3 separate regions of the Homo sapiens genome follow, and all the other regions are linked to region 1. Evidence: chromatin loops called from intact Hi-C (ENCODE). Cell type or tissue: ascending aorta. All regions are shown on one strand.

The links. A loop is a pair of places that touch in the nucleus more often than their neighbours do. Peaks named below come from ENCODE experiments on the same cell type or tissue, not always from the same donor. Only the 100,000 strongest peaks of a DNase experiment are listed, where the experiment ranks them.
Region 2: a loop joins it to region 1, with 5 times the contacts of the local background. A loop is called at or near these places in 12 of 110 quality-filtered maps.
Region 3: a loop joins it to region 1, with 2.0 times the contacts of the local background. A loop is called at or near these places in 17 of 110 quality-filtered maps.

What each region holds. Positions count from the first base shown.
Region 1 is chr14:68,545,182-68,553,181 of GRCh38, forward strand. It overlaps a transcript of RAD51B not described here. Among named protein-coding and RNA genes, the nearest start is that of RAD51B-AS1, 140 kb to the right of the region's middle. RefSeq lists enhancers at 2,296-2,887, 5,612-6,132, 6,133-6,653. In ascending aorta, no CTCF peak of the experiment used is centred here; DNase peaks (open chromatin) are centred at 1,851, 2,570, 3,190, 3,950 and 1 weaker place; H3K27ac peaks cover 6,245 bases.
Region 2 is chr14:68,391,589-68,399,588 of GRCh38, forward strand. All of the region lies in intron 8 of RAD51B (RAD51 paralog B), which reads left to right. It overlaps LOC101927971 (a long non-coding RNA gene), which reads right to left. Exons shown (of 4, transcript XR_245776.5): 3 at 5,592-5,678; 4 at 3,708-4,828. Among named protein-coding and RNA genes, the nearest start is that of RAD51B-AS1, 290 kb to the right of the region's middle. RefSeq lists an enhancer at 5,575-6,301. In ascending aorta, a CTCF peak has its summit at 3,108; DNase peaks (open chromatin) are centred at 263, 1,293, 4,163, 5,963 and 1 weaker place; H3K27ac peaks cover 6,320 bases.
Region 3 is chr14:68,626,897-68,634,896 of GRCh38, forward strand. It overlaps LOC100996664 (a long non-coding RNA gene), which reads right to left and starts at 1,891. Exons shown (of 2, transcript NR_135816.1): 1 at 1,456-1,891; 2 at 1-454. It also overlaps a transcript of RAD51B not described here. RefSeq lists a silencer at 1,550-1,599. In ascending aorta, a CTCF peak has its summit at 4,037; a DNase peak (open chromatin) is centred at 345; H3K4me3 peaks cover 627 bases; H3K27ac peaks cover 3,692 bases.

The DNA of each region.
Region 1 (8,000 bases):
GGTTCATTATTCTTTGCTTTGCTTGTGCAAAATTATTTTCAAAGGCAAAGACACGGGGACAAAGTTGGGCTCTTTGAGGCTGTTCCTTGAGCAAAGAGGTGTATGCCTCTGGCTGCCCACTTGGCAGTGGATATCTTCATGCTTCTTTTTTCCACCCAAATATTATGGCCACTGGAGTATTTGTAGGAAACAGTCTAAAAAAAGACAACACTCACTTCCCCTTGCTTCAGGCTCTTCACAGTCAACTCCACTGGCATGTTTCAGGCACCTGCTGTGTGCCAGGCATTTTTTTTCAGAATGGAACAATATTGCCCTTGTCTTTAATGCCTTAACTGTCTAGCAGGAAAGACATTATTATGAGTACCTGGGGCAGAAACAGTGTGAGAAACATTTTGGAGACCCAAAGGAAGGGGCCATTGTAAAGAAGTTCCACCAGAGTAGAGGTAAGAACGGGGACAGGGCATGCCTATAGACACCTATCCATCATTCGCTTGTCCACACATTGATTTCCCTAAATATTTATTATCTGCTTGTTATCTGCCAAGAGTGAAGGGCTTGGGATTCACAGATGAATAGGACATGGAATATAGAGTAGGGGGTTGGGCAGAAGAAGGGAGTGGTGGGAGAGGGAGTTGAAAAATAGATTGGGCCGCATTAGTAAGACTTTTGCTTGCCAATTTGGGTCTGAACTTTGTTCTGTAGGTAATGAGGAGCCTCTGAAGGTCTTTCTACAAGGGGTGGCACAGATACCTGCCCCACCCCATTATTTCCTACCCTGCAACTTAGAAGTATTTTATTCATGTATCTGTTTTTTAGCTTGCTTCTTGTTTGATTTCCCTAACTGGGATGTGAGTTCCACGAGGACAGGGACCCTACTGTATCCACCACTGTATTCCCAGTTCTGGGCACAAAGTCTGGCACACAGTGGGTCACCAGCAAATATTTTACTTACTGAATAATCAGATCTGTGTTTAGACAGTTGTCTCCAGTTGATACCATGGAGGGACATCCAAGGTTGGGAGATCCTGGAGGAAGGACTGGTAGCAGCAGAGAGGTGCTGAGAGCCTAATCCGGGGCTATGGTGGCATAGAAGGGAAGGGGAGAGATTTAGAGGACTCATCAGAGTTAACATCATCAGACCTTGGTGAGGGAGAGGGAGGGTCCAGAGGTTTCCATGTGGATGTCTGAGTAGCTGGTGATATCGTTGACTGAGAGAGAGGAGACAGGGTAGGAACCTTCAGGTGAAGAGGGGCTTGTTATGGGAAGTAAGGGAGCATAGATAGTGAGATCAGTCTTGGACATGTATGATTTGAGACAACCATAGAATGTTCCACTAGAGATGTCCAGTAGACAGTTGGAAATATACGTGGGCAATTCTGGAAGATGGCTGGAGCTGAGGTCACAGGCTTTTGGTGATAAACGAAGCCAACAAAGAGTAAAGTCACTCAAGGAGAGCAGACAGAGTTGAAAGAAAAAATAGAAGCCCCAAAACTGGAGGAATACCACTGGAGGGTGGGAAAGAGGAGCTGGGGGGAGGAGACAGGTGTGCTCTGAGAGGCGGGAGGAGAAGAGAAGAGGACTTCTGGCTACTATGGGATAGCATGGGCCCTACCTAGGACAGGGCAGAGGTCAGTGGGAATGGGAGCTGTTATCTTGGGCGACCAACTCCACTCAGTTCTTACCATGTTAATGTTAATGGCAAACTCTTGGCAATTCTGGGCAAGTGAGAAGAGCAGAAACACCTCTGTGCAGTTTATCAGGACTTTCTCCTTCTAGCACACCCTGAGGGTGAGGCCAGAATTAGTCATGTGCTGAATGGTCTGCCTATTTCATGATGTTCTCAGCTTGGAAACATTTTTTTTGTGCAACTCCAACTCAAGCACCAGCAAATCCAGCCTCTCCTCACCTCCTATTACAAATGGCTGTCATGGACTAGACCGGTGCCTAACAAACAGCCCACACTTCGGGATCTGAGTTCAGGTTCCGGCACGATTAGTGCAGGTGGCTTCTGGCTCTAAATCTCTCAGAGGAGACATCTTCTTCTGGGGGCTGATTCACACGTGAGTGCTGATCATGACCTTGTGTCGGGATTAACCTCCTTTCTCAGCATCTCCTGCTACATTCCATCTGTTTCTAAAGACACCTCATTCTGCCTTCCTTCCGGCCATCCACTGTTACCTTTCACTTCCTGTCGGCACGTACAGGCCAGGGACTTTACTCAAGTCACTGAACATTTTGGGGAAATGAAATGAAAACATAAAGAGAAGGCCAGTCCACAAAACAGCTCAAAATGGAGATGCTCTGGCTGAAGGAAGGAGTGTTGGGGTCCAGGAGCCCCGCTCACTCCTCAGCACCCGGGAGCATCACGGAATCTAAGGTGAACCTCCGGGGCAGGAGACACAGCACTGGCCTTAGAGTCCACAAGCCCGGGTTCCTTGGCCCTGTCTCTTTCCCTCTCTCTGTTGTCTGTAGCTCCCTCCTAGCTCTGAAACTCCAAGTACAAGTGAGCAGGTCATGAGTCACCAAGCCTCTTTTCCTGGGCGTTTTTCCTTCCGGGGAGAGAACAGCCAGGCTTGGACAAAAAGTGTTGGGACACCCTGAAGCAGAACACACTCCCTGTCATTCCTGGCCTCACTCTCCTCCAGAACGAAAGCACCCAGACCTGCAGGCCTTTTTTAGGAATGAAGTCACTGGTCTGTGTAGGTTGACAGAGTGTCCTTGGAAAAGGCTGCTTGGGAAGGAAACTCACAAGGCATGGGTATCCCCACTGGAAGAATCCAGAGCAAAACCCTTCTGGAAATCCCCCACCCCACATATACACAAGGAAACTCCATGGAAGGCATCCTGTCTTGGAGGCCTCAGTGGGTTCCTCCTGGAGAGTTTAAGGGGAGGGAGGCAGAGGAGGAAGGAGAGAAACCTAAAGTCAGCAGGATATTCTCATGTTCTCTCTCTGTTAATTGCCTCCTCTCTTTTTCTAAGAAGGCTGAGATACCGAGGCTTCCTCACCCACCACCCCTTCCTCTACCTCCCCTTAGTGCTGGGTGAGTTCATCCATCAGGACCCCTGCCTGGGACTGTCCTCACTCTCCCGCTGTGGCTCACTTGCCCCCAGGGCCCATCCCAGCCCAGCCCAGCCCTGCCCAGCCCAGCCTGCTGCATGCTTCTACCCCGGCTCCCACTCAGGCTCGTGCGTCACTGCTATTCATCTTGTTTAGTGCTTGGCTTGGCTGCAGATGCTGTAAATATGGTAATTTTAGACTCCCTGATTGGAAAGGATTGCAGAGCGGGTTGTGGGGGAGGACGGCAGTTTGATTTACTCCGCAGGAGCTGGTTCCGAGATGGCTCTCCACCCTCTGTGCACGCCTCTTCTCCAAGCTGTGCCCCATCAGGCCCTACTCTTAGTGTTGAGTCCTGACTTCTTGGGGTCTTGGGAGAAATGAGAGGGACAGAGTGGATGTCTGTGCGTTCTGGGCCTGAAGAATTGCTGGTTAGCACAGAGCATCACATGCAAGGAGGCCGGAAGTGTAGTCAGTGATGCGCAGGGTGGGCGTCCTGACACTGCTAAGACAATGCCCAAGGCTGATGACCCAGGATTATCCCCCCACCCAGGGCACACTGGGGATGAAGTGGGGGCTGCCCGAGGCCTCTGACCCCTTCTGAGCTCTCTCCCTTTTCTGTTCTCCTTTCTTTCCTGACCTCCCTCCATGGGGGGCCATCAGTCCCCAGGGCCTTCTGCCAGGCACTCACAGGGTTGTCAGCAAATCCCTCCTCCCACCCCTTTGTTGAATAAAGACCTAATTTGCATTTGATTACAGGACCCCTGAGTGGGTAGGGGTGTATTCAGATCCCCAGGGAGTGACTGTGAGGCTGGCATTTCAGGCCCTGGGAGTCAGAGTGGGAGCTGAGGGTTTTGAGCCCCAGGAGTAGGTCAGGTTCTTCAAAAGCCACCAGATAGTCTCCCAGCTGTCTGTCTTATCTCCTCAGGACAACCCTAACTCCAAGGCTGGTGACTGAGTCAGACTTGGAACATCCCCGTTTTTGAGCCACAGTCTATAGTCACAGAATGTTCCAGGGGGAGGGATGGGGGGAGAAAAGGAGGGCACAACTCACATTTCTTTGAGCCCCAAACTTCATTTGACCAGTGAGGAGTGGCTTGCACCAAATCATTGGTGCAGCTAACCACAAGAATGTTAGCTCTTATCTAGTGCTTCATCCATGCCCTGGACACATTTTTTTTTTTTTTTTTTTTTTTTGAGACGGAGTTTCGCTCTGTCGCCCAGGCTGGAGTGCAGTGGCGCGATCTCGACTCACTGCAAGCTCCGCCTCCCGGGTTCACGCCATTCTCCTGCCTCAGCCTCCCGTGTAGCTGGGACTACAGGCGCGCGCCACCATGCCCGGCTAATTTTTGTATTTTTAGTAGAGACGGGGTTTCACCGTGTTAGCCAGGATGGTCTCGATCTCCTGACCTCGTGATCCGCCCGTCTCGGCCTCCCAAAGTGCTGGGATTACAGGCGTGAGCCACCGCGCCCGGCCGCCCTGGACACATTTTTATAGAAAGATCCAGATGAAGGGAAAAAGAAGTCTGATAGGTATTTCTTTTTACTAAGTCATGTGGGAAGCTACAGCGGAATCCTGCCACTCTCTGCTGACTGATGGTGAGCTTATGTTTGGTGACAGGAAACTTGCCATCTACAAGGCAGCCTCTTAAAACTTCGGTCAGCTCTGACCGTTGTCTAATAATTCTTCATTGCTGCAAGTTTTCCAGCTGTCCCCCACATCTGTTTTAGTGGTGGTGGAGGATTGGGGGACTCAGAAGGAGGGCGTAGATTGTCCTGCTACAGAAAAAGAACTAGCAGGACTCCTCTGAGGGAGCAACATGGAGAGACTTTCTCACCCCTCTGCAGGCAGGCTCTGCCCCCTTTCACTCACTGGAGTGCTCACTTCCTGTGCACACGCTGCGCCGTGCTCCCTCCTGGCCCATGAGGTGCCAGTCACCACACACTTGGATTTGTTTACTTTTCCTCCTGGAAATGTGGACATGAGGGCATTATACTCACTTTTCAAAGCAAAGGATTCTTTCCTGGAGGGGTTAATAGTCCTTAGGTGTAAGTACCCCTCCAGTGGTTGTATAGCAGTTGTCTGTTGGGGGACCTTAAGTGATTATTCATGGAATCTTTCATGCTAAAGATGCATTGCAGCGAAACGTCATTGGTTTGGACCAAATCCGGTTATGGTCTGAAGAACCTCAGGTATGGGACATCCCCAGCAAAGCAGTCTTATTACTCTTTATCCTGCAGAGTCACAGCTTACAGAATCTTCCCTAGAAGAGGTGTGCCTGGTGTACTTTTAAAAATAGATGCGCCTCTTGTGTAAACAGCATTTTGCCTGTTGGAATGTAAATGAATGTTGTTGGAGTGCTTGGAGACAGTTTGTTCTTTTAGTGGATTAGCAATTTCCCCTGCAAATGTTGTTTCATGGTATTTGCTAAGCACATCCTTCCTTCATATGCAATATGGAATTCCCTATCAGCCAGCCTAGATGGGCGAAAACTCTGGAAGTTCTGCTGTACCCAGTCCATCAATAACCCTAGCAGTGATCTGTGTTCTAGAAAGGCAGGGGTGGGGGATGAGTCCAGGTTTTCTAAAGACATTGGGAAATAATAGCAAATTTTCCAGAGAAGGAGTTGCTTCCAAAAATTTAAAAAATAGTTAAAGAGAGGCATTTATAACCATGAAGAGTAGTCAACAGAGAAAACAAACATGCCAGTGAATGAACATCCTAGCAGAGGGTGGAGAGAGCAAGCCAGAATAGTGTGGAGGGGGTACAAAAGTTTCAAATTATCTTCCCTATATAAAATTCCCATGATCCCCCAGGCAGTCAGTTTTAACTGCTTACCCCAGCACTCCCAAATTCCATTCTTCCGGAGGCCTGGCAAAGCACCTCCTCAGCACTCACTACCCAGTCCCAGGCCTCAGGCGTGCTCTCCCCACACGGCTGCTGTCCCCATCTTCACTTCCACATCATCCTTGGATCCTAGATCACTGTCCCTACAGCTCACTTCCTTGTTTCCACTCCCTGTCCACACATTAAATATCCATGCTCTGGCCTGGCAGTCAGCAGTCCCATGACCTGGCTCCAGGGCCCCTTCAGCCCCAAGTCGCGTCCCTCGCAGGTTTGATGCCCAAGCAGCAGATTTCTCCCCAACAGAGGCCTCAGAGAGTGCCTGGCTGTGATAAGCATGTGTTGCTGTGATTTTGTCATCTGTCTCCTTGCTTTTGCTTAGGCTGTTCCCCTGCCTTCCTCTCTGCCTGGCAGGATTCCCCCCTTCCCAAGAAGTGCCTGCTTCTGATCTCCAGTAAGTATCTGACGTCAGTCATATTCTTAAATCTGACCAGCTCACAGTATTTACATCCAGGATTTCTCTCTTTTTCTAGAATGAAAACACCTCCAGGTCAAGGGCTTTCTCTCACACTTATTTACACCTCAGCACCTAGCACAGAGTGCTGTACACAGTAGATGCTTATTTTAGACTGTGATATCCTTAATAATAATAATAATAGCTCTGCATTATTAATCATTTTCCATGTGCAGGCACTGGGGTCTCTCCCCAGATGCATCTTCAGCACAAACCAAAGAGTGTTACCATCAGTTACATTTTATGGAACTTGCCAAGAGCGTAGGTAATAAATGACAGAGCTGCGATTTGAACCCTTATTTGTCCCCTCTAGGACTTGCATTTGAAGTCATAAGGGTGCTGTTCTATTACTCTCATGAAGACAGGGACCACGTCTTTACCTAAGGCAGTGTTGCAAGTGGAGACTAAAGACCAAATCTGCCCCATAGATATGTTTTGTTTGGCCCATTCTGTGCGTGTTTGTTTGTTTCTTTAATCAGGAAATTTTACATCCACATCTAGATTTCTGGCTTTGCTGGGAAGCCCAGGAGATACAGTAACCCTGGATTTAAGCGTAGTGATGCTGGCCAGTGCTCGAAACCGCTGTCCCCACTTCACTACAGCCTCTGCTTGCCTGGCCTGAGGGTAGGGGAGCATTAGAGTTTGCGTCTTCCGCACTGTACTGTCTGGTTCCATGTTTCACCTCCCAGGCATTGGGATTGGGGTGGGTCCGTTCTTGGTTATATAGGACTGCCCCATATATTGCAGGGTGTGTAGCAACACTGGCCCTCACCCGCTAAATCAACAGCACCTTTCCTTCAGTCATGTTGACAATCAAAAACTCCCCCAAACATTTGCAAAGCCCCTAGTGAGGGATGCTGCCCCATTCCCTTTTGAGACACAATGGCAGATAACCCCTTGTCTCACCAGTGGTGGCACACAGTAGGGCCTCCATTAAATAGATTTAAAAGACCTAAAATGCAACATCCATTACCAAATAGTTCCCATGTTAAAAGTTCCCATGAAAGGAGAAGCAGAAAAATGCAATAATCATAGTATTTTTTTAAAAATAAATTATCTGGAGCAAATTTAGTGCATTCCCTTAAACACCTGTCCCATGATGGAAAAAAAAAGTTAGTAATAACACGTTTCTGTGGAGGCATTTCCATTCTCCACGCCTCAGTTCCCACTGTAATGTTAATTGGTTATGGTTTTCTTTGCTTCTAGTCCTTACATGTGCAGCTGTCAACCAGGCACCACCCCAGGAAATGCTGCACTTAAAGGGATAAGTAAGAGGAACTGAATCACATGCAGCTTTTCTAAGGAGAAATGATATTGTTAATATTTTTGCTTGTTGTTCTAATTATAAAAATACTATGTGCTTATAGTAGAAATTTCAGAGTAAAGTACTAAGAATAAGTAAAAATCCCTCATACTCTCATCATCAGAAGATAATCACTGTTTCTATTTTTGTATATTTCCTTCCAGTCTTTCTTCCTCTATCGCACATATTTGTGTTTGTTGTTGCTGATTTCATTTTGCTTCTAAGAAAATTGGGATTGTACTATTGATAAAGCCCTCCTTGCCACTGCATGGCTGTACCATGA
Region 2 (8,000 bases), 150 kb before region 1:
AACCAGTTGCCTTTACAACTGGACTTGGAGATAAATAATAACATTATACCCATTTTTTTTTTATCATGAAGCCTTTGACTTTCAGGGGATATCTATTCTTTATTCCTTTTACCCTGTATGTGGAAAAAAAATGCTCTGTATGAAAGAAAAGCAAGCAAACTTGTTGACTCAGTTCCCATGGTGAATGCAAGGCAGACCAGGCCAATAGAAACAACTCAGATATTACAAAAATGTGTTTCTTTCTGGCAGCTGCACAGTCAGTCCTTTATATCCAGTCACTGCAATCGCCCCATCACACAAAACCATTTCCAAGGTCATTATTCTGGTTGCGGGGGCTGCTTCCCCTACAAATAAATGTTGGTTTTACTAAATGTCCTCTCTCTCCAACTCACTTTATGGCAAATGAGGAGTAGCAAAGCATCATTTAGGAAGAGAAAGTGTAGAAAATCAGAGAGATGAAATACTACAGGTTTTCTAAAGGCTCAGGTTTATCTGGCTCAAGCAATACAAATTACAAACTATGGCACCACCTGTATAATCTGGTTTTAATTAACTTGAGGAAGGTACATCAATGTTATTTCATTAAAATCAAATTCTGTTTAAATGGAAAACCACCACTACAGGGTACATTGGGGCATTGTTCACTTGGGTTTTGGGGTTGGCAAGTAAATCCTGTATTTAGAAAAACCCAAGCAAACCCTGTTTTTTTGGAATCTTCTTATGCTTCGGAAGGCTTGTCATAGGTTCCTTGGAATGTAGGGGGTGCCCTGGTGAGGACCAAGGCACAGCTCAAGATGTTGTTTGCCAATTCTTCCTTTTATGACCCTTCTAGTCTTCTGTCTTCCTGCTCCCTGCCTGTCTCCATATCTCTTTAGTGCTTGGCCTTGATGCCCTATAGGACTCTCTCTCCCATTTGCCACTTTGAACTGAATGATTTGATCCCCACTGGGTGGACAGTGGATGACATAGGGCACTCTATAAACAAAGATGCTATTTCAGGCTTACAAGAGGAATGAGGCCCACGTGATCACAAGGGGCTGGTGAATAATAGAACCCTCTTTTGAAACTCTCACTTCACCAATTACCTAAGAGCTGGGAGGAACCTGAAAGATCCTATAATCTACACACCTCCTTTTCCGAGGAGGACACTGAGATTCGGAGGTAAAGAAACTGGTCCATACTAGTGAAGGCTGTTTGAGTGGGGCCTCCCCATTTCGACTCATGCCCTTTCCCCTCCAGCCTGGTGCCCCAGTTCTGCAGACCTGTTGATTACAACACAGCCCACGCCGAGAAAATCCTGCCCTGTCAGCAGAACAGCTTTACAAGCTGACATAGGACATGTGTGTGTTTGGAGTCAGGAGAATGGCTGAGTTTTAGTTCCAGTTCTGCCTCTGCTTTGCTGGCTTCAGCGAGTCACTTCTCCTTCCTTTGTCTATTTCCCCTATTGGGAAGGAGAAGATAATTAACCTTTCCACCTATCAGGCTCACTTGAGTGTTATAAAGAATAATGAGGTGATATTTGTAAAGTGCTTTGAGCTGCTGGGAAAGAGGAGGGGGTGAGCTCCGTGGAAAACATTATTAGCTGGAAGGACTTATCAATTGAGCTATTTAACAATAGCAGAGAGTAAGGATACTCAGAAATGAATTCCAGGGACTAGCCCTGCTTTGAATTTAGGAGGAGGATTAGTGGGAACCTAATAGGTATTCCGCTTCTCCAGTTTCTTCAGTGCACCGTCAAACTAGGAAAGGTAATTACATTCTTCTATGTCGGATTCAGCCCGGAGTTTCAATTGGGATGTCAAAGTGTGCTTGTCCTCTATTCTCATACTGAGGCTGTGTTATGGTGTGATTGTTAAAGCCTTGGGCATCTTCTATCCCCTGGGGTAATTTCGCTTAGGAGCTATACAAAGTAATTTCTATGCAGTGGCTGGGCTGCTGTTTATAAGGTTGATTAGTAGAGCTTCTAAATCTAAAGCGCCTGGGGAGCAATTTGGTTGAAGCAGGGAAATAAAAGGCAAGGTCTTTATCATGGTTGATCTTTTTTTATTGAGCCGCTCCATGGGAATTTTCTCAGTGACTCAGATGCATCTACAGTGCAAAACGTGGGGCTTGGTGGCTCTTTGACATGGCAATGGAGGCCTAGCCCCAGGTAAAGGTGAACTTGCCAGGTCACTAAATATATTTAGGGCCCCCTTTTAACTTCCTTTACTCTCACAGAGGGTGATGTTTTTGGGGCCCTGAAATGTGTGGGAATGTTTCCAAAAGATTGTTCTGATGAGGGATCTGTTTCTGCAAACTCCTGCCCCACTGTTTGAAAGACCGTCTGCCCCAAATTCAGGTCTTTCTCATTTTTAGGGCCAGGGAAGAAGACAGAGGAAGAGAAGAACTGGGGGAATTTTGTTTTGAACTTGTGCAGTCTCTGTGGGCTGACTGAACAGTGAGCCAGGCAGAAGGTGGCTCCCTCTTTAGTCGGCAGGAGCAGGGCTGAATTTTATCAACATCTTCTGCAGGTGTAGGGAGAGGTCAAGATGTCATTTGGAATGATAATTTCTCTGATCAAAGTTAAGTTAAGGAAATTACAGTGATTGCATCTTTGTCCCCTAAAGTTTATGAGCCTCTTTGTAATCGCTGCTTCCGCAAACCCTTCCCCACCTTCCCAAGTTCTCAGGCCTCCATCTGCAGGGGCTGCTGGGCTTTTCCCTCCAGGAAGGACGGGCTCGCCAGCTGGCCAGAGGTTCCTGTATTAGTGCTGCCCTGTACTGACTTGTGAGTCTCCAGTAACAATCCTCCGGTGTGGCACAGCTACAAGCAATGACCAGGGAGGCCCACCTTGAATCCTGAACCTCTTTGGGGGCTGACTCAGTCCTCTGAAACTGACTCTTGGATTCCTTCCTGGGTTTGCCACCAACTCATTTTTGTTTTTCTCAGCAAATCACTTCTCTGCCTTGAGACTCCATGAAATAATATAAGGTTTCCTTGGCAGGATTCTCTGACCTTTTTCAGAGACCCAGATTTCTTGTTTATTTTAATTTGAATGTCTCAATCCTCTGAAAGCATTTGGAATATTTTCTTCATTTCCCTCTCCCAAGGTATCTACTTTATCCCAGACAGGGCTCCCCCAGTGGGTTTTGAGGGGAAGGATGCTGAGGCTTTGGGCCCGGGCTCCTGTCCTTTACTTCACCTCTGCCAGGGCAAAGACCAGCACTGGGCTGACCTCCCTGGGCTGGGCCAAAAGAGAAGGCTGTGGAAGCCGCACGTCTCCGATGCTGCCCACTGTCCTTTCCCTCTGCAGCCACAGCTGCCTCCAGCCCCCCTCACCCCCGCCTGCTCTTTTTCTCAGTGAGCCTCAGCGCCAGTGCCCCAGTGAGCTGCTGGGAACAGAGGTCCGTCCCCTGCACTGGCCTCGGCTCCCCGCACCAGAACATTCAGGCATCAATGGGAAACAGCAAGATCTGTCGGCATCCCCCCCTTTCTTCAGGCTTTGAGGGCCACATTCTCCACGGCCATCTGTTCCCTTTCACCTCTCTGGACAATGTTGCTTTTTAAAGCCAGCGATTCTTCCTCCTTTATCCCCTCCTCTCCCGCCTCCCCTTCTTCTGTGCTCCCACCCTTTCTACCTCTCCTCTCTTTGCCCGATTCCTATGAAATTAGCCTCTCTTAAGATAAGATTTGCCCTTCCTCCATACAAAGCTGTTTTGCAAACACTATGGGTTTTTGAATTTTTATTTTTACATTTTGTTTGAAGTGAGGGCTTGCTACTTTTAAAGTTTGTGATTGTCTTGTGGAGGGGGTAGTCTTTTGATAGGGATAGGAAGGGGGAGGATAGAAAAACTTTTTAGTCATGAAAAAAGAAAATACAGAATAATAATGAGTTTTAGGTTCCTGCTGGCAGGCACTTGCCTCTTTAAAGAAGGAATCCTCCCTTTCCTTTCCTTGATGATCAGTTTAAGGAAATTTTTATGCTCTCGAGGTCTTCCCACCTTTTATTGTATTACTATTTTGTTGTTGCTGCAATGTTGTTGTTGTGCTGTTTTTAATTTAGAGCCAGGGCTTCTGTGGATCTGGTACAGCGGATTCCTTTGTCTTGGACAGAGCCATATACAACTCCAGAGGTTCCTGGATTCAGGCAGAGTGCCCATGGTGCCTTCTAGATGAAGCAATCATCCTGACTCAAGGGCTGGACATCAAGGGGTGTTTGCCCCAGGACTGACCAGTGACTAAGTGTGTGACCTTGGGTACATCACTTTCTTTAAGAATAATGATGACAGAATCATTTACTTCAAAAAATTTTTAACACATGATTCTTCTGTTTTTACTATTACTTGGTTTCACAAGCAAGACGAGTCCGTGGTAATGTCATGAAAACTTATGGGTTATCCTTGGGTAAGGATGTACCAAGAATCCACCGTTAGGGTCTAGTTGAGCAGCAGACATGGGAAATATCTAAAACAAGGACGGACTCCTGGCTGTGGCTGCCTGTCAGGATCACAGAGCAGGGACACGGGCACCGGCAGAGTTGGGCTGACAGATTGAATCCTGTCTCTCCTACTTACTAGCTATACAGATATCAGTAAGGTTTTGTCATCTATAAAATAGGGGCAACACTAGAGATATACTTCGTATGGTCGTTGAGACAATTAAGAGATTTTTATCACGTAAAGCACTTGGAATAGTTTCTGGAACCTGGTCGGTACTATGTCGTTGTCCCTCTTCCTATCCCACATCCACATTACAGATGAAAACATGGGCTAACGGGTTTTCTGCAGGGCTCTTCTTAGTCTTTCACATTCACCTTCTGCTGGTTCATTTTTTCATTGCAGAGTGAACACTGATAAAATAAATAATGTAATTATCAGATTATAATGATGATTAACACAGCGATTCTATTTAGAAATGTCATAAAATAGTGAAACATCCTAAGATACAGAAAGATATATGATCATGTACTTCTGGCAAAGAAGGTGAACCAGATGTGGAGATGATAGTCATAGAAGGAAAGCCAGTCATGATTTTGGCAACTGGGATCACCTTACATATTTTCAGTTGGAGAAAACCTGGAGATTTATTTTTCTTTTGGTATCAATTTCTAGAAACCTGTCGTATGACTAAGAGTTTCCCAACAATAGGGAGAGAACATTATTAAAATATGCTTTTCTAGAAAGGCCCAAATGACTCTGAATAAGAAACTGAATATTATAATTTAATGAGGAAAAGAAAATGAATGGGATGTCCAGAAAATTGGGGCGGGGAGGGGGTAGTTTCCATGCATTTTCCCTCCTAGAAAGGGAGATTAATGGCCATTCTTGTAATATCTAAATGGCCAAAAGAAACAATGAAAAGAAAAATAATGAATCAGACTCTGGGGTTTAAATCCTGACTCTGCCACTTGCCAGGTGGCCTTGGGCAAATCACTTTCTTTGTAGCGCAGCTTCCTTCACTAGAAAATTGGTATGATAATGGTACCTCCCTCACAGAGATAATGTATGTAAGGTGTTTAGCCTGGAAAACAATAATTATCCCAAAGTGTTACCTCATAATTCTTTACTGTAATGTCTTATATCAACTGACATCTGAGATGTGGGACACATTACCCAAAGTTGGTAGTCTTGATCACTTTGCGGATGCTGGTCATTTGCAGTAAACCCATAGTTCTGTCTCATTTCTGGATAAGCATTGGCCTTCGAGGAAGAAGGAAATTGGTTTGCTTAAGAATTCATATTTTGCAGATGTGAACTGACTGGCTACTGACACCAAAACCAGTTCCCCCAATTAAAATAACCCTGCTAGCCTCAGCACATTTTGTTCATGAGCTCCCTCTCCCGCCATGAGGCGGCTGCCTGAAAGTACTTGACTGCCCTACCCTCCACTCCCCGGGGATTGGGACATGCTTGTGAAGAGATACTTGAGGAAGTTAAAGCAAGGTCATCTCCATTGCCTAAGCCCCACACCCTGGTAAACTGCACACTGTTTGGACCTTGAAACTTGTGAGCTGCGAATTCCTGTCATAAATGGAGTTTTCCTCCCTCCTGTGGCCCCAGTTTGTGGTGAGCCTTGTGTTGGCATGGTGGCCATGGGGACACCCCTCGTGTGTGTGTGTGTAGGCCCCCAAAAGGAGAAGTGTAGCAGCTTCCCTCAGCCTTGCCTCAGAAAGCCGGGTCCAGATGGCCAAGGAAGCACACTGCATTGAAGGAACTCTGCAGCCAGAGTGAATTTACCAGTGTGGGAAACAAAAACGTTCGGGTTCTGGTCTAAAATTCTGGGAGCAAAGGACACTGGGATTGCCTCCACCAAATGTCAACATTTTACTTCTTCCCCCACCCCCTTCTCAGAGCCTCGAGGGCAGCAAACATATGTGAGGCCAGCATTCCATTCCCTCCCACGCAGGAACATATGCTGATTCCTATCAGGATCCTCTGCTTCCCAAAGAGGCTGATGGAGATGGGGAGGGAGGAAAGCATAACCATAAATCCTCACACTCTGGGCAAGGTGATAATTGAAAGCATTCTCCACCATGACGTGCTCTCCAGTGCCAGGGCAGCAGGCAGCTGGGACAGCTAAAGCTGGGGAAGGCCTGGGCCGGGGCCCAGCTCTCCCTCTGACCAGGTGAATTTTGGTGGTCAAGTCACTTCTCTGCCTATGAAACGGGAATAAGGATTGTATCCATGTTGTGGGATCAAAGGAAGCACTTTAAGTCAAATTCATCAGATGCACTTAGGCACTCTGGAGTTTTCAAAGCACCTCAGCATTTCTGTCTTGTCTCACTTGATTCTTTTTGCTCCCCTACTTGCACTCTGTTCCTGCTGTCACTGAGGAAACACAGCAGAGTGTGAACTCTGAAAGCTGACCCTTGTTTGGTGTCTTGAAGCAATGCAGGTCAAGGAGCAAGACTGAGGAGGGGCCTTAATGAGGGTCTCTGAGTGAGGACCTGGGCCCGGTAACCAGCCCTGGCCTGTTTCATGCCCAGGCTATCAGCCGCCCCTCCTACCAAGTCTCTCTGAATTAATATTTTGGGTGTCTCCTCAGACAACAGCTCCAAGCAGATGAATTATGGCAGTTCTAAAGGGTATTTACATCTCTTCTCTCTATTCCTCTTGGGAAGCAGGGTGGGGGATTAAGTCAGTCTTAAAAACTGGCTAAAGGGCATTCTCCAGAATGATGTCTTCTGAGATTAAAAGGACACAGAGCCACATCACAAGATACTAGGTGGAGATTTTCTAATACAAATGCATGCATGATGGTACATGGACTGTCTGCGGGATCTGAGGAGTCTGTAATTGCAGGCAAAACAGCAAATGCCTAATACATGATTTTTTTTCAAATGTTAGCATATATTAGGATCATCTGAGAGAGGTTTTTGAAAATATGGACTCTTGGGCATCACCTCCAAAGATTCTGATTCATCAGGTTTGGGATGGGGCCTAGGATTCTGCATTTTACAAAGTTAACAGATGATTCTGATGTATAGAAACATATGAATGCCCTAGTAATTTCTCCAGAGATCCAATCCCATGTCTTGATTTTATATCAATGACCAAGTAATCTCTCTGGAAAGGCCAACCTACATTTTCCCACTAATTTTTTTGGGGGGGAAGGAGAGTTCAAACCTACAGAAAAGTTCCAAGAAAAGTATATTGAACTCCCCATATACCCTTTACCTGATTTTTTTTTGTGTTTTTTTTTTTTTTTGAGATGGAGTCTTACTGTGTCGCCCAGGCTGGAGTGCAGTGGCGCAATCTCGGCTCACTGCAAACTCCTCTTCCCGGGTTCACGCCATTCTCCTGCCTCAGCCTCCCGAGTAGCTGGGACTACAGGCACCCGCCACAATGCCCGGCTAATTTTTTAGTAGTTTTGGTAGAGATGGGGTTTCACCGTGTTAGCCAGGATGGCCTCCATCTCCTGACTTCATGATCCACCCGCCTTGGCCTCCCAAAGTGCCGGGATTACAGGCGTGAGCCACCAAGCCCAGCTCTTTACCTGATTTTTAACACTTTGCCTCATTT
Region 3 (8,000 bases), 82 kb after region 1:
TATATAAAGATAACATGCCTTTGTTGAACCGAGACAGAAAATGAACTCTCAACTGGGAAAGGAAAAAGAATCTGTCCCTGTGTCTAGAAGAAGGTACTTCTTCAAGTCCCACCCCAGCCTGTTTTCTTACCTCATACCCCAAGGTACATTCTTTGACTATGTCCTAGGCCCAGAATTCTGGAGTCAGAATGCGGAAGAGAGTGGAAAAAACCACTTACATCATCCTAACTAACCAGCCCACATTTAAGAATGAGATTGCTACGTGACTGTTGCCATGAAATTGTTTATCTGCCCTTGCTGCAGTGTGGCCTTTAAGGGACACAATCTGGTGCCAATGATGTCCCAGCAGCAGTTGCCATGGAGACCTGGAGGTCAAGGTTGGTAAGGGAGCTTCTTGCCAAGATGATGTCACATAAAAATCCCTTTGCTTTCTTGTGACCACCAGGTTATTCAGCTATGAAGGAAAAAGAAAGCCATAAATTCCTCAGATGTGTGTCCACAGTTGGAGCAGGGTGGGCTACTGCAGACTCCTAGCATACAAGTCACGAGACCTCCTTTGAGTCCTTGCACTCCCCCTGACTTGTCTGATGGGGGAGATCCATCTAACCTCACTGGACATGCTCCAGGAGCCGCGTTTGGAAGGCTGTGAAATCATCTGGTTGGGACTGCCTTTCTCACCCATCTGAATAATTCAAGCACAATAACTCACTTCTAAGCCTGCCGTTGGCTTCCCACAGCCTCTGTCTGCCAGTCCCCATTACCTATGGGGTGCAATCACTGTCCATATAAAGCAGAACTGGGGTACTTTGCACATGCCACCTCCCCCCAACTCACTCCTAGTCTACCCTACTTCAGAAACCTTATCTCCTTCCCCAACAACACAATGTATTTAAATAGCTACTAATTTCCTCTTCTTTCTTTCTTCTGCATAAAATTTCATTAATTATACATTTCTTGGTTCATGACACAATGTCATCTTTGTACCATGCACACTTCACTTGTATTTAGCTATTCAGTTATTTTTTTTTAAATAAACACCATCCAGTCAGCCCACAACCCAAAACAAAAGCCAGGCCCTTGACGACAACCAGTATGTCTTCCAAATTCCAAGTGACAGTGAACAGAAAAATGAAAGAGCCGTTCACCCAGCATAAACAAGGCGGAAGAAGCCCACGCCTATCAAAAGTTTCCATCTTCTAGCATCCGAAGATGGCGCATCTTCCAAATGTCTTGGTTTTTACATGACCCAAGTGTCCCAGTCTTTCCAGTCATTGAAAATTTGGGTTCTCAAGTGGTGTATCATTTTATCTTGAGCTGTGTGTCCTATAGAAACATGGAAGATGACTATTTCTTTTTTCGGCTAAACATGCAGCAGCCAGCAGACTAGAGCCAGCTTCTGCCTCGGGCCGCCCCGGGGCGCGGGATGGGAAGGGGTTAACGCAGCGCCCCGCTTACCTGGGGTAAAAGCCGGCACAGAACCCGAGCGCACAGGTCGCCGCGCGCATGCGCACTCTCCTGGCCCAGCACAGTGCTTGGGGGCCGGCGGCTCCCAGCTCCCGGGCCGCCCTGCTGCACAAAGGCCTGCTTTGTTCTCTCGGCTCTGTTTTAAATATCTGACGAATATTCCCCCCATCCCTGCTCCAAATCCCCGGCCTGACGGCAGGCGCGGCACAACGGCGCATTGTGGGGCCAAGCGAGGGGCGAAGGGGGCTGGGGGTGGCCGGCGCGATGGGGACGCTCCGGTTGCGCCAAGTTGACTCTGCCGTTTGGGTCACCTGGGCTGAGTCGCGGGCGTGGAGGCAGAGGGTAGGGGGTGAGGAGGTGTTTCTTGTCTTCTTCTTCCAATCTCAGAAGTAAACATTGGAAAGTGGGGCCCCCAGCAGTGTACAGCCCGTTTCCAAACCAGGCCTGTAAGGAGGAGCTGAGGTTTCGGCTGAGCCCCCAGCCTCCCCCGACCGCACAGCCTCGGGCATGAACCCGCGAAGCCAGACGCTTAGTTGCTTATCAGGCCATCGCTGTACATATTTAGAAAGTACCTATCACTCAGACACTTTGAAAAGCGTGGCGTTCCAGCGCAAACCAACCCGAACGGGTTGGAAGGGGGCAGTCCTTTCTTCCCGCAAGTTCGGGGCTCGAGAGACGGCTGCAGGAAGGCCATCACCCCTGGCTTCCTGCAGCCACAGCTTCCAGCCCCACACGATGCCCAACTTCATTTTAGCAGTGGCCCCCAGGGGAAATCACACCATTCTTGGTTTTGTCCCTCCCTCCTGAGGTTGGGACATTGTTCAAACAAAAGTAAGCCTTCAGCTGACAGAGAAGCTGCCCCGCCTCTTCCCTGCCCTTGTCTTGCTGGCATTCATTGGGACTACCAGGTAGCTTTCCTTCCCAGCTCAGGTGTTTACCTGCTGCTGCAGAGGAGGAGTTTTTGCATTGTCTCCAGGGGGTTTGCAAAATAAGAACCCCAAAACCCACCTCTCTTTCCCATTTTCTTCTTTAAAGGTAGAGAAAGCACTGCATTTCACATTGGGTCTTGGAAACCCAAAGCTAGACACAAAATGTGGGCGTTAGCAGCTCTGAAAAGTGTGTGCTTGGTCTTAACGTTTATTCTTAAAAAGGAGGTGTTCATACCCCAGCTTGCGAACAAAGCTTTCATACCCTCAGCATCTTGAAGGGAAATTGCTGCCCTTCCATCCAGGGCAGGTGAAGGAGGAACTGGCTTGGGAGGGTTGGATTCAGAAGCAAATAGCTTTATCGTTTTGTGATGCCTGTTTGAGGCCTGACTGGGAGCCCAGGAGTCCTCCTTCTGTGGTAGTTTGTTATAAATCCCAGGGTCGGACTTACATTCCCCAGCTGCAAAAAGCATACATACGTCCTAAGATATTTATTTTTAATCATACTTTATAATTTTCACATTTCACATATTGTTACATTTCACCAATACTCTAATACTTGAGTATTAAAGCTAATCCACCATAGACCAACAGTCTAACTTTGCAAATGAAGGAACTTGTCCAGAGCCATTCAGAAAGACAGGGCAGAGGCGAGCCTGGAGGCCAAGCCTCCTGTCCCTATGACCAGGTTTGGTCCCTTCTAACATGCTAGTCATGAACTAAAAGACCAGGTTTCCTACCACTTCTCACAAAATTCTTATCACGTCAGGGAGGATTCTGACTCCACAGTAAGAAGCTTTGGAAAAAGGTTTTTGGTATTCAGGTAGCTTTGAGGAGAGGGAGTCTCTTCTCAGTACAGCCCCTAGGAATGCCGAGTTTGCCAGGACTGTGCTCACAAGCTTAGAGACGTAAGTCACGTTCCATTGCCTGGGTTGCTAAGTGGCAGAGAAATCCTGGGTGTTTGTTTCCAGGCACTCTTGAGCCTCCGGAGGAATTTCTTCAAGCAACACTAACTGTCCTTTCACCACTCTGTTGGCCAGTGAACCCCCTATCTCTGTAGATGACAGCAGCCCGCTCTTTCTCCCCCACTAGTCCCCCTGCAGCAGGTCAGCCTGGAGCCACATCTGGGAAGGTGTGACCTAGAACTTGACCTCCTTCCCTGATGAGTATGCAGAATCTCCCCAGCTATAAAATAGCATGGCCGTCCCTACCCCACCCCCCATGCACCTCCGGACTTGGAGACATTGGAAGGTTTACTTCAGCACATTTGTGATGCGATACTAGCTGCTTGGAGAGAAACCTTCACCAGCAGCCTCATCCTATAGCAGTGCCTGCCCATCTGGGCAGGAGGTGCCAGGGTTTATACTCCCCTGAGCTTCAGAGGGTGGGATCGTTCCAGACAACCTTCGGCCGGTAACTTCTACGGGCACATCCTTTTTTTCGTATGTTCTACATTGACCCATACCACCACCACCATTCCAACCCCTTGAACCAACCCCTGGTTTCAAGCTCTCCCAGGCTGGCAGATGAAGGAACATTTCAAAGCCATCACGTGGTAATACTGCCTGCTGGCCAACAACTCCATTTCAACAGCGTCACCTTTGGACTGTTCAGCAGTGTTTGTGCAAGTATTTGAATATTTTCTGGCATTTTGGCCCTATTATTTTATAATAATAAGTGGAAATGGAAAAATGAAGTGCTGATTCTCATGATAAGAAGGGCAGGTCTCACAGAGCTCATATAATTGAGGCAAAGATGGAAATCATTAGGCACGCTGAAAGTGGGATTATGTAGCCTCAATCAAATGCTCACTGGAGTTAAGCCTGTCAACTATGTGTCCAATTGTTAAAAAAAAATGAATACAATTAGGGAGCATATATGAAATTCTGGACGTATATGGTCAAAGACTGTGTCTAAAAGGCGGGTGTAGTTGGGATATACTGGATTCCCTCAATTCTAAAGCTGCATTGATTTAATAGCAGTTTTCCAGGACTGGGTTGGGAAGACACTGTGAGACCAGAAATCAGGAAAATACAGTGATAATATTGTTTCACTTCCTGGGAACAGAACCGTCCCTCATAACATGCAAGTGTACTGCTTGCCCCTGGCATGGTGGACCAGAGGGTTTTCAGGACAGTATTAGGGTATGGGAGGAGGGAGTGGCCTGGAGATTGATCCCTTGGGGAGTCACTACAGCTCGGAAGCCGGGGACAGGCCTTTAGTTAATGTGCTAGAATGGATGGAACTTGACTCAAGAGAGGCCCTCATGCCACAAGGTTTTGAATCTCCCATGTGCCCGGCATATAGAAAATTTAGGGAGTTAAAAGCAAAGAGTATAAGGTGCACCTTTTCCTCTTTGGGCACTCGTCCCTTTACCACTGTCCCAGCTCTCCCTGGGGGCCATGCTGTCACTGGCAGCCTTTGCACGGTCTGTTCCCTCTGCTGGGAGTGTCTGTCCTACCTCCTTGGCTGCCTGGCCAGCTCTGGCTCACCCTTGAAGACGCCGCTCAGGCTCCTGCCTCCCCAGGCTCCAGTGTCTGTGTGTGCGCTGCGTGCTGGCCATCCACCTCATATTCTTGCTCTGTCCACACTGTATAACCATCACTGGCTGGCCTGGGAGAGTTTGAAGATGAGATTTCTTGTTCATCTTTCGATCCTCTGCATCCCAGGAGCCCTCAGTGAGGGTTTACTGAGTGAAGCAGGCCAGGAAGGAATGCTGCGTTCTCAGGAAGACCTCTTCAGCAAAACACTGTTGACCTTTGCCTTTGCATCATGCGCCAGGCATGACCTAGCACAGCCATTTTAAACCTCTGAGACACCAAGAAACTCTTTCTTTCTTCTCCAGAAGCCAAACCATTTGTTTCTAAATTCCGCTTTCTTTGCCTCCGAGGCCCCCTCATCTGGAGCCTTCTTGCCCATCTAGTGTCTGGAGCTTCACATCCTCCGGGAGGTTCTTTACTGATACTTTCAGTAAGTAAAGCCACTGACTTTTCCTTCAGCTGTGGGGTGCTCGCTGAATTCTTACCACTTCTTCAGGGAAAAACAACCTAGAAGCACTCTCTGATCCAAAGTGTTTCTCAGGGAGAGCGGCCAAGTGAGCACAGGAGCCGCTCGGCCGTCTGGGACTGTGATGTGATGTCTGAACAGCCTCTTTAGAAACACTGCAGCCTTTTCCAGGGATGCCATCCAGACGGGGACATCCCTCACAAGTTGTCTAGGGTCCTGGGGATGGAGGCCGGGAGCTCCGGATCGAGGGATTTAGCCTTATGGGGCCTGGTTGGCCCCGCCAGGCCAGCTGTGAATGAGGAGGGTGTCTGAGCTCTGTTTTGCACCCGTCCACTCACCAACTTATTCTTGACCTAACACACCATGCCCCTGCTGCCCTTGGCTGTGACGATGGGAAGCAACTGTCCAAAAAGCCTGAGGGGAGCCAGCTCCAACAAACCCACCGTTGGCCCACCATGCCCACCCTACTCAGCGCAATGACCAGTGGGTCTTTATGTTTTACAGTCAGGGCCTTGCTCTGTTGCCCAGGCTGGAGTGCAGTGGTACGATCACAGCTCACTGCAGCCTTGACCACCCAGGCTCAAGTGATCCTCCCACCCCAGCCTCCTGAGTAGCTGGTACTGTAAGCACACACCACCATGCCCAGCTAATTTTTTCTTTTTTCTTTTTCTTTTTCTTTTTTTTTTTTTTTTTTTTTTTTTTTTTTTGGAGAGAGGGGTTCTCACCATCTTGCCCAGGCTGGTCTTGAACACATGGGCTCAAGTGATCCTCCTGTCTTGGCCTCCCAAAGTGCTGAAGTGCTGGGATTATAGGCATGAGCCACCACACCCAGCCCTGGGCCTCTTTTTGAGGACACCAATGCCATTGCCTCCTGGCTAAACTGCTCTCCACACAAGTTAGTTCCACAGACTCTCCAGGTCCTTGGGACCCCATGAAACTCTCTGGGGCTGTGCCCAGAGTCCACTTGACAGAAACCTGATTCTTTTCCTGTGAGGCAAACAGCTGTGATCGGGACATGTCTGTCAGGGGATGACTTGGCAGAGCTACAACGCCAAGGCTCGGATGCATATTTTTTATGTGATTTCTTAAAATTCAAGCAGGAGAATACGCCTTCCCCCAAACGGCTGGCTCCCCCACTGCATTCGCATTCCCCCCACGATGTATAACAGGAGTCCGCAGCCCACCCCTGGAGAGGACAAGGCTGTAATTCAGCAAGGCTCCAGTGACATCCTGACCGTGAGAGTGCAGCTGGGGCAGTTTATGAACAGTGCTCTAGTCCCTGGGGGAAGTTAGCTCTGTTCTCCAGCCCACAAGAGTCTATTGTTCGCTTTCTTGTTTTTCTCCAAATGTTTAGATGTGCTCAGAGCACAGAAAAGCCCGAAACCCAGGCCACCAGCCAGGGCGATCCTGAAGCAGGGAAGCCTGTGGGCTGGAGCTCGTGGGGCTACCCCCACCCACACACACCCATTGTTGTTCCTACCTCGCCCTAAGATGTGACCGTCCTGGAGGACAGAGGTAAGGGAGTGGCCTCTTTTTGGCCAGGGCTGTTTGGACAACAGTGGGCTTGGATTGTTCCAGCAAGTGAGGTATGAGACCACAGCTCAGGCTCACTTGGGTGGTAGCCAGAAGCAACTGCCCAAGTTACCTTGGGCCCATCCAAAATGTGCACAGAGAGAGTTTGGCAACTGTCTTCCAGTTGCTTGTCACTGACCAAGACTGCTGAAGTTTGACAGGAATAAGCAAGTTCTGGCCTCCTGTCTGCATCAAGAATCTGGGCTCCAAGGTACAGCCTCTTGAGTTGGACTCCTGCCATCAGCTCTTCCTAACTGTGCAAACTTGGGCAAGTTACTTAGCCTCTCTGAGCCTCAGTTTCCTCCTGGGTAAAATGGCACCTACCTCGTAGAGTTACTGAGGATTCAACAAGGTAATCAAGGTAAGCACTCGCACAGAATGAGCCCTCAATACATACTGGTTATTCTTTGTATTATTACTGTTATCAATGATTACTAGTACACCATCCCAAAGTCACCTCCTCTGCTTAGAGCATCCATTTTTGTACCTAAACCGAATGCCTTCAACAGTCTCCAGTTGTGGGTCAGAGAACAGCTGTGCAAGAACGGCAATGCCAGAGGAATGAAGGATGAAGTGCCTTGTGATGTGGGGAGGAGAGAACGTGCTCAAAAGCCCGTCGCCTTTGCCTCCCACTCCCCTTAGCCCCAGATCCCTTTCTCCAGGGCTCATATTACCTGCCCTCCCCCAGTGGCTGGGATTCTCAGCCTGCCACTGGCTCCACAGTCCCTACAGAGCCACCGAAACCCTCCCACCCCTGCCTGGAAAATGCCTCTCCCCCGTATACCACCTTGGCGGCCACCACTAGTCAGCCAGTAATGGGGTGGGGGTGAGACGGAGGTGGAGCCTCTGGAAATGGTGCTAGATCAAGGGAGAAGGAGATCCAGGACCCCAACTCCGTAGGCCTGGGATGCTGAGTACAGTTTAGAGATTGGGGATTCATTTACACCAGCTTGGGGGGCTTTGGTGTGAAGGGAGATGGACAGAGTATGAGGGAGGAGGAAAAGGTAGAGGGTAGAGGAATGCATCCTGAAT